Regions from separate parts of the Homo sapiens genome. Here regions 2 and 3 are each linked to region 1. Evidence: read pairs that join two places in POLR2A ChIA-PET (ENCODE). Cell type or tissue: OCI-LY7. All regions are shown on one strand.

Region 1 (2,500 bases):
GGAGCCCTTATTTTACTAAACCTTTCTCTATTATATGATACCTTTGACTAATAGTCTCATATTTCTCTCTTAATATTTCCTAATTCCTGCTACTCAGCAGATCTCAGGTGTGATAAAAGCCCAGGGGTGCCCTATCCTTCAGAGTGGCTTTGGGCAGTATGATGCATGCCAGTCACCAGCTTGGGTCAGCCTGCTGTTTAACAAGTGTGAGATCTTGAATGAGACGGCATTCCTCTCTAAGCCTCAGCTTTTTCATCTCTGTGCGATGGAACAAAGAGAATACTTTAACTGCCAGTCCTGGTCAAAATTCTTAGTATTTTAGTGCTAAGAAGGGGCAGAGGAGAAGTTGGGAGGCGGGGAGGACATAGCTTGGTTGTTTTACTCCTCTGCTACCAGCCTTCCACCGCCTGACATTGCGCTAAGAATAATGCTTGAATTCACTCCACACCACAGCCTGGCCACAATGCCTCATTTACCTTCACTCCCTTATTCACAGTAGGACAACCCAGTAGCACATTCACAGTTTAGGGAAGCTGAGATGCCTCCTCTGATTCTACCAGGCAGAGGTAGTAGTTCTGTCTATGGAGTTCCCCATCTTGACGATGGCCTTATCCATTACATTGGTGATACCTGCGTACATGAAGATCTTCTCAGTTGGACGATGAATGCTCCAAAACCACCAATTACATCTTATTTATCTCTGTGTTCTTAGTACTTAGTACAGCAGCTGGCACATAATAGGGGCTCATTTGATTTTTTATGTTAAACAAATTAATAATCTCTCGCCCCTGGAGTTGTGCCCATGGGATGAATGAGAATGCTGGGCGTATGGGAAGGCATTCCTGCCACAGAAGAGGGGCTGCTGGGAGGGCTGAACAGCAGTTTTGCTTTTATTCCTCAGTACTATGCCCTTTTCTCTCTGCAAACTGAGCAGAACAACTCTTAATACTATTGATCCGCACGCCCAGCTCTTCCCAGGCATTTCCATCAATGATTTTCAAATTTCTGTCATTCCCCTTAAGCTAAGAACAGTTAGCCTGGCTAGAGGAGAGAGCACAGAGGGGGGAAGATGAACTGGGGCCCTGAGGCCCGCATCCTGGCCTGCCTGCACCACTCATCAGAAGGTCCCTTGAGCACATGACATCTCCTTACCCCTCCATGCCCAATTTCACTATATGACAAATGGTCATAATGACATCTAGCCCGCCTGCTGTGTAGGACTGTCAGGAGGATCAAAGGAGAATTAGATGTGAAAGTCCCTTTTAAAAATAAGTACAAAGCATGAAATACTATTTTTGGTAACTTGAAAAAAATCCCTTACCTGAAATAGATAAACAGGTTACGCTTAAAAGAATATTTTTGGCTTTATTCTCTGGAGGCTATGACCCCAGTGCAATGGCCTGTGGCTAAGATGAGACACTGAGATAATAACCCAAAAAAGTATTGTAATATTGCTGGTCATGTTGAGTGGAAATCACTTTTGGAGTAATGATGGGACTGTGTGTATTACTAGGCATCAAATCCATTGAAAAACAAAACAGTGAGACGGTTGAGAGCCTGCACAGTGAACATTTTCAGTATTATTAGGATTATTGGACATAAACCCCATGTCAGGATGATTCCACTTTGAAAGAGTATCTGAGTTGTTATAACAGAAATTAAGGTAGTTAATTACAACAGAAATTAAGACAGTCATTTCAACAAGGCTATTTTTACAAGAAGAATCCATCAAAATGAGTGCCAAAACATTGTGATGCCAAAAAGCTAGGAAATACAGAATAAAAGACAAATGTCCAGTGCTCCACCACTTTAAAGTGACTCAGGAGATTTGGTCACCTTTAGCTTAACTCCTCCAACCATCCCTGCGTGTATTATGTGCCAGAAATTGGGCTAGGCTTTCAGTTAGAGCTATATATAAAAACAACATCAGCAAGAATGACCACGCACAGATGATTTAAAAAGCTCTGCCATCAAATATAGACCATGTTTTATCTTTTGCTATTAGCTTCTCCTCACACCTTAAAAACTAAAATTTAGCCTTTGCTTTTCCCTGCTCCTTTCCAATAAAGAGCTCTACCAGGTACCTTTGGCAAAAAATGAACCTTCTTTCTAGGAGCACAAAGCATTTTTTAAGTAACCCTCTGTCAGAGTCTTCAAGAAGCTTAACATGATCTGATCAAAGGAAAAGACTGAGATTGAGGCAAAACTGGTGCAGGGCCACCACTGCCAATCATCACCCTTCACGAGACTAGTGGGAACAAAAACCACACTGAACTTATAACTTCAAGCCCATTGCTGGTCCTCTTGCTACAGCATTTTGTCTCTTTTCCTGATCTCTGCCGCTTGCCATGGTTTCTATGTCAGTGGTTCTCATTCCCGTAGCACCTTAGAATAACCTGTGTTACCTTAAACCTGGGCCACATTCTTAACCAATTAAATCAGAATGTATGAAAGTAGAGCTTAAGCACTGTTTTTTTTTTTTCTTTTTTTAAGACGGTGT
Region 2 (2,500 bases), 66 kb after region 1:
CACCAGGCTGGAGTGCAGTGGTGTGATCTTGGCTCACTGCAACCTCCACCTCCTGGGTTCAAGCAATTCTCCTGCCTCAGCCTCCTGAGTAGCTGGGACTACAGGCACGCGCCACCACGCCCAGCTAATTTTTGTATTTTTAGTAAAGACAGGGTTTCACTATGTTGGCCAGGATGGTCTTGATCTCTTGACCTCGTGATCTGCCCACCTTGGCCTCCCAAAGTACTGGGATTACAGGCGTGAGCCATCGCGCCCAGCCCAGGAAACTGCTCTCAAAGAGTCAAAATGGTAGATGTCCTTCTAATCATGGAACAAACACCTGTTGAGAGGATCAGTAAGTATTTTGTGAGAAATTATAAATCACCTATATAAAAACACATCATATTGTTTATGTCTGCAGCCATGGACTGGTGCTGCTGCTCCTAGGGAGACCGGAAGAGAAGAATGCCCTTCAATTGATCACTGTGCTGTTGAACCTGGGCCTTCTGCAGGACAGGCATAAAGGAGGGTGAGAAATGCAGAGATGGAGAGATGAAAGGATCATTCATTCATCCAAGCAGATAGGGAATCAAATCAAAGTCACCACGTCATCAGGGTGAGCATCGACACATTCATCTGCTCTCAAAACATGCAAAACAGGAGATAGACGTATGAAGTTTGAAAGTAAATTGAGATCATATAAAAGAAAATACTGAGCTGGATGTGGCAGATCTCGCCTGTAGTCCCAGTTACTTGGGAGGCTGAGGCAGGAGGACTGTTTGAGCCCAGGAGTTGGAGATCAGTCTGGGCAACATCGAGAGACCTTGTCTCTAAAAAAATTTTAAAAAATTAGCTGGGAGTAGTGGCGCATGCCTATAGTCCCAGCTACTTGGGAGGCTGAGGTGGGATGATCATTTGAGCCCAGGAATTTGAGGATGCAGTGAGCTATGATCATGCCACTGCACTCCAAGTTGGACAACATAGTGAGACCGCATCTCAACATACACTCCCCAAAACTATATATATATATATATATATATATATACACAGAGAGCTATTAAGAGGTAGAATATTCATGGTGACAGTGTAAGTTCAAGCTAGATCCATAAATACTTTAAAGGAAAAACAAGGATGGCTGCAGCTCATCTCTTACCTTGCATCTCTTGGATGCAGGATGATATTTATTCACTGTTGGAGGTCACACTCGTATTTTTTGCATTTACAATGATGTTAATGGCTGGTCTAACTGTCTGTAGTTGGTGTGTGTAAGAGCATGCCTGTTTCCTTCCAAAATTCTTAGTGTACGGCCTGAGAACTACGGCTGGACCATGAGTTTGACCAATATGGATGACTGTCATGTTCTAACTGCTACTCTTTAAAGGGGTTGCTTTTACATCTAGGTTATCATGTTTCCTTCAAACACTACAGAATACAGGGGAATCAGGGTTAATTTATGGCAGAACTTAGAACTGGAGAACATTTTGCTAACTTCCCTAAAATGCAAGTATCCTGCTATGAAGATACAGGCAAAAGATCATCAAACTCCTCCTTCAGCAACAGGGCTTCTCTCCCTCACAAAGCCTCCTGTTCAGCATTAGCTAAGGACTCAGCAGGGAACACATCAGATTAAATCCCTGCCCTCATGAAACTTACCCCTGGGATGTTTAGAAAATATGCAAAAGGAAGGAAGCTTGGTGCCCTTTGCAATTTCATGTTGATGTTGGACATGCCCCAGTTTATTTATACATCCAGTTATAAATCCATCGAACAGCATTACTGTCCATCTTATTCACAGGAACAATTGAGAGACATGCTTGGCTGAAATCAAGCAATTGCTGCTAAAAAGTGCACAAAAGATGCTAACTTCCTTCTACAAAGTTAAATCCTTCCTCGTGACATTCACAGCTCTCCACAGTTTCACCACAATCCACTTTTCAGCCCCAATTTTCCTTACTACACCACAAGAATCCTACATCCCTGCTGATAGGACTATTTGCTATTTCTTGAACATAATAAGCCTTGTACCCACGTGCCTGTGTGTCCTTTGCATCTTGTTTAAGAACAACCTCCTCCTCCAATCCTACCTGTCAAAATCCCACTCATCTTTAAGGCTTGTCTTAAATAACTCCTCCTTAATGATGCTTTTTCTTGATTCCTCCAAAAGGATTTGACTTGTTATACTTGAATTTATTTAGAGCCATGTTTACATCTCCTCCTATTAAACATTTTCTGTAGCTTATCACAGCCTGCAGCTCCTCCCGCTGATGGCCTTAACCATTTTTGTACATTGTATGAGGGCTGGCAGAACACCTTGCACATAGCAGGCATTGAAAACATAAGTGCTGAGTGAATTAAATCTCCAACCTAACAGTGCTACAAAAAAGACAGGTATTTTGCTACGCTCTTTGCCCTGGTTATAGAAATCAGAGCAGAAAGCATCCTTTAAAAACTGTTTTAATCAACAGATAGTCCTTGTATGCACTGCAGAAAAAAAACTTCTGCATTTTGAGAATAGAAACAA
Region 3 (2,500 bases), 200 kb before region 1:
CAGTCAAGACAGAGGTATGCCTCTAGTAAACTCCCATCCTGTCTATTGGACAATGCTGTACCAAGAGGGCTGACGAGGCCAGTGTTAAACTGTGACCGACTGGGAGTTGAGGATGCTCCGGGTAATGAGTCCCCCTCCCTGTTAGCAGAGTTCCAGTAGGTGGGTGTTCCAGTGCCTAAGTGCAGGCAAGTCATGGGGCAAGGTGACCTTCTGTGCCTGTCATGATCTAATAGAGCTCTTTGTGTGGGTGTCTGTGCTTAATTTGGCTGAAACATTTATTTCTCTTCTGAATGGGCTTCCTTGTTTCACACAGAAAGTTGGCCCATGTGGGGTGCTGCTGACAGGCAGTAGCAGGGCGTCTGGTGGGCTACCGTTTTGGCTTAATGTTTACTCCTTTGCCTGCAGTTTTAGGCATCCCTCTGTCAAACTGTCAACCCTTGGTGAATATCATAGGATTTTCTCTTTAGAATAACCTGTGTTCGCATCCCAGGTGTTTTTATAATTCAATTCAAACCAATGACAAGGTGGCTTTCCCATTCGTGGTAGCCACCCGGCTGGGGACCATTCCCCACAGTTTCTGTGAGTCCAGAGTTGGCTTCACTCTCAGGAAACAAAATCCCTGATGGGCATCTGGAATTACCAAGGTGATTTAGTGATAGGGACTTCTAAAAGAGCTAACCCCAAGCACAAAACTCAGTTCGGGTTGGGTCAGAAACCTGACCCACCCCGCACCTCTCTGGGTGTATTGCTCACTGCCAGGCTTTGGGGCTGTTTCAGGAGGCTATGTTCTTACAGGGACAAGAGCCAGTGTGTGTGCGTGTGTGGGTGTGTGTGTTTGTGTGTAGAGCCCTGGTGTGTCAGGCACACGTGCAGAGAGATTTAGATCAGCAGACCTCAGATGACGAAACCCTAAACTCTAGCGGAAGCAACTGCATCAGATGGTGGAAAATCTCATCCAAATGCCTTTACAGTGTCTTTCAGGTTTTTGATATCAAGACAACCAGAAATTTGCTGTGAGTGACAGCCAGGAGGTGATGCTAATATCCTGGGGTCTGAAGATTCCTCCCCTCCCTCTACGAAACTCTTGCTCTGGTGTCCATTTGTGGGGCCACCTCTCTCCCCCTCTTGCAGCCCACAGAAGGACTGGGAAGCATTGACAGTGGTCCCCAGCTGCCACCTGCTGTCTGTGACTCATGCACTGTCTGTGGGAGGGTGGAGAATATCATCAGTGGGTTGCGGGGCAGAGAGTGGGAAGTGTCTGCTTTGTGGCTGATGTGTGAGTGTGGGAACATGTGTGCTCCTGGACGGGAGTGGTGGCATTGCTCATTCTGAGGAGCTGGCGGGTAGCATGGAAATGTGTCTTCACTTGGTTTTTTGGGTTTCTAGTTTCCTTTTTTCTTTTTTTAAGACATAGCTACTGAAAGGCCAGGAAGTAGGACTTGGGGGCATGCCAGTGAGTTGGAAGCCGCATTAATGTCCTGTATCTTTAGCTCTTCAGTCCAACAAAGGTGCAATTATTATGTTATGCACATGCCTTCTGCAGGATTATGTATTGGCATTGCTGATTCTAGCTAATGTCTTTTAGCAGTTTGATGGGCTTATATTAGTTTCCGGGAGTTGCCGTAACAAAGTACCATCAGCTGGGTGGCTTAAACAACAGAAATTAATTTTTTTCAGTTCTGGAGGCTGGAAGCTGGAGGTATCAAGGTGTGGGCAGGGCTGGTTCCTTCTGAGGGCTGTGAGGGAGTCTGTTCCAGCCCTGTCCTGGCTTCTGCTGGCCTGCCGGCAGTCTCTGATGCTCCTTGGCCTGAGGATGCATCACCTCGTCTCTGCTTTCATGTTCAGTGGGGTTCTGCCTGTGTGCATGCCTGTGTCTGAATTTTTCCTTTATATAGGTGGCACCAGTCATATTGGATTAGGGCCAACCCTCATGACTTCATCCTGACTAATTACATCTGCCACAACTCTGTTTCCAAATAAGGTCACATTCACAGGTACTGGAAGTGAGGACTGTGACATCTTTTGGGGAGACACAATTCAACCCATAATGAAAGCAAAAGGGGGTTTTGTGTTCCCCTTATGTGAGAGGTCATGTGATCATAGGTTATGGAGGCTGATGGCCTGGGATTGACAGCTGCCACTTACTAGCTGTGTGTCTTTAGGCAACTTGCCTGTCTTGTTTCCATATCAGTAAAATGAACAAATTTTAAAATATGGTTGACAGGTTATAATTTAATACACATAAAGTTCTTTAAAGAATACTTCGCATATTGTAGCTTTCACTAAATCTAAGTTGCTTCTGTCACTTCTGCTACTACCTCTATTTGACTTGCTTGTTTAAAGTTATGGGAATATAGTTTTATTGAGGATGCTTTAAAAAGGGTGAATTGAAAGGAATAAGGACATTGCCACCTGAATTTTTAGATTTATGTATCTTCAAATGACTCAATAATTGCTCACTCTAGGAAATCTGCAACTATGCATTGTGTTTTGAATACTG

What was found. Peaks named below come from ENCODE experiments on the same cell type or tissue, not always from the same donor. Only the 100,000 strongest peaks of a DNase experiment are listed, where the experiment ranks them.
Region 2: POLR2A ChIA-PET joins it to region 1 with 6 read pairs; 3 of 35 experiments call an interaction of 5 or more read pairs at or near these places.
Region 3: POLR2A ChIA-PET joins it to region 1 with 5 read pairs; 1 of 35 experiments calls an interaction of 5 or more read pairs at or near these places.

What each region holds. Positions count from the first base shown.
Region 1 is chr6:13,258,345-13,260,844 of GRCh38, reverse strand. All of the region lies in intron 10 of PHACTR1 (phosphatase and actin regulator 1), which reads right to left. Among named protein-coding and RNA genes, the nearest start is that of TBC1D7, 69 kb to the left of the region's middle. RefSeq lists an enhancer at 2,182-2,500. In OCI-LY7, no CTCF peak of the experiment used is centred here; DNase peaks (open chromatin) are centred at 489 and 1,214; H3K4me3 peaks cover 1,334 bases; H3K27ac peaks cover 1,069 bases.
Region 2 is chr6:13,191,882-13,194,381 of GRCh38, reverse strand. All of the region lies in intron 7 of PHACTR1 (phosphatase and actin regulator 1), which reads right to left. Among named protein-coding and RNA genes, the nearest start is that of TBC1D7, 140 kb to the left of the region's middle. In OCI-LY7, no CTCF peak of the experiment used is centred here; no DNase peak of the experiment used is centred here.
Region 3 is chr6:13,453,451-13,455,950 of GRCh38, reverse strand. The region is part of intron 1 of GFOD1 (Gfo/Idh/MocA-like oxidoreductase domain containing 1); the gene reads left to right. Among named protein-coding and RNA genes, the nearest start is that of GFOD1-AS1, 32 kb to the left of the region's middle. In OCI-LY7, CTCF peaks have their summits at 972 and 1,172 (motif pointing left); DNase peaks (open chromatin) are centred at 90, 880 and 1,160; H3K4me3 peaks cover 1,329 bases; H3K27ac peaks cover 1,483 bases.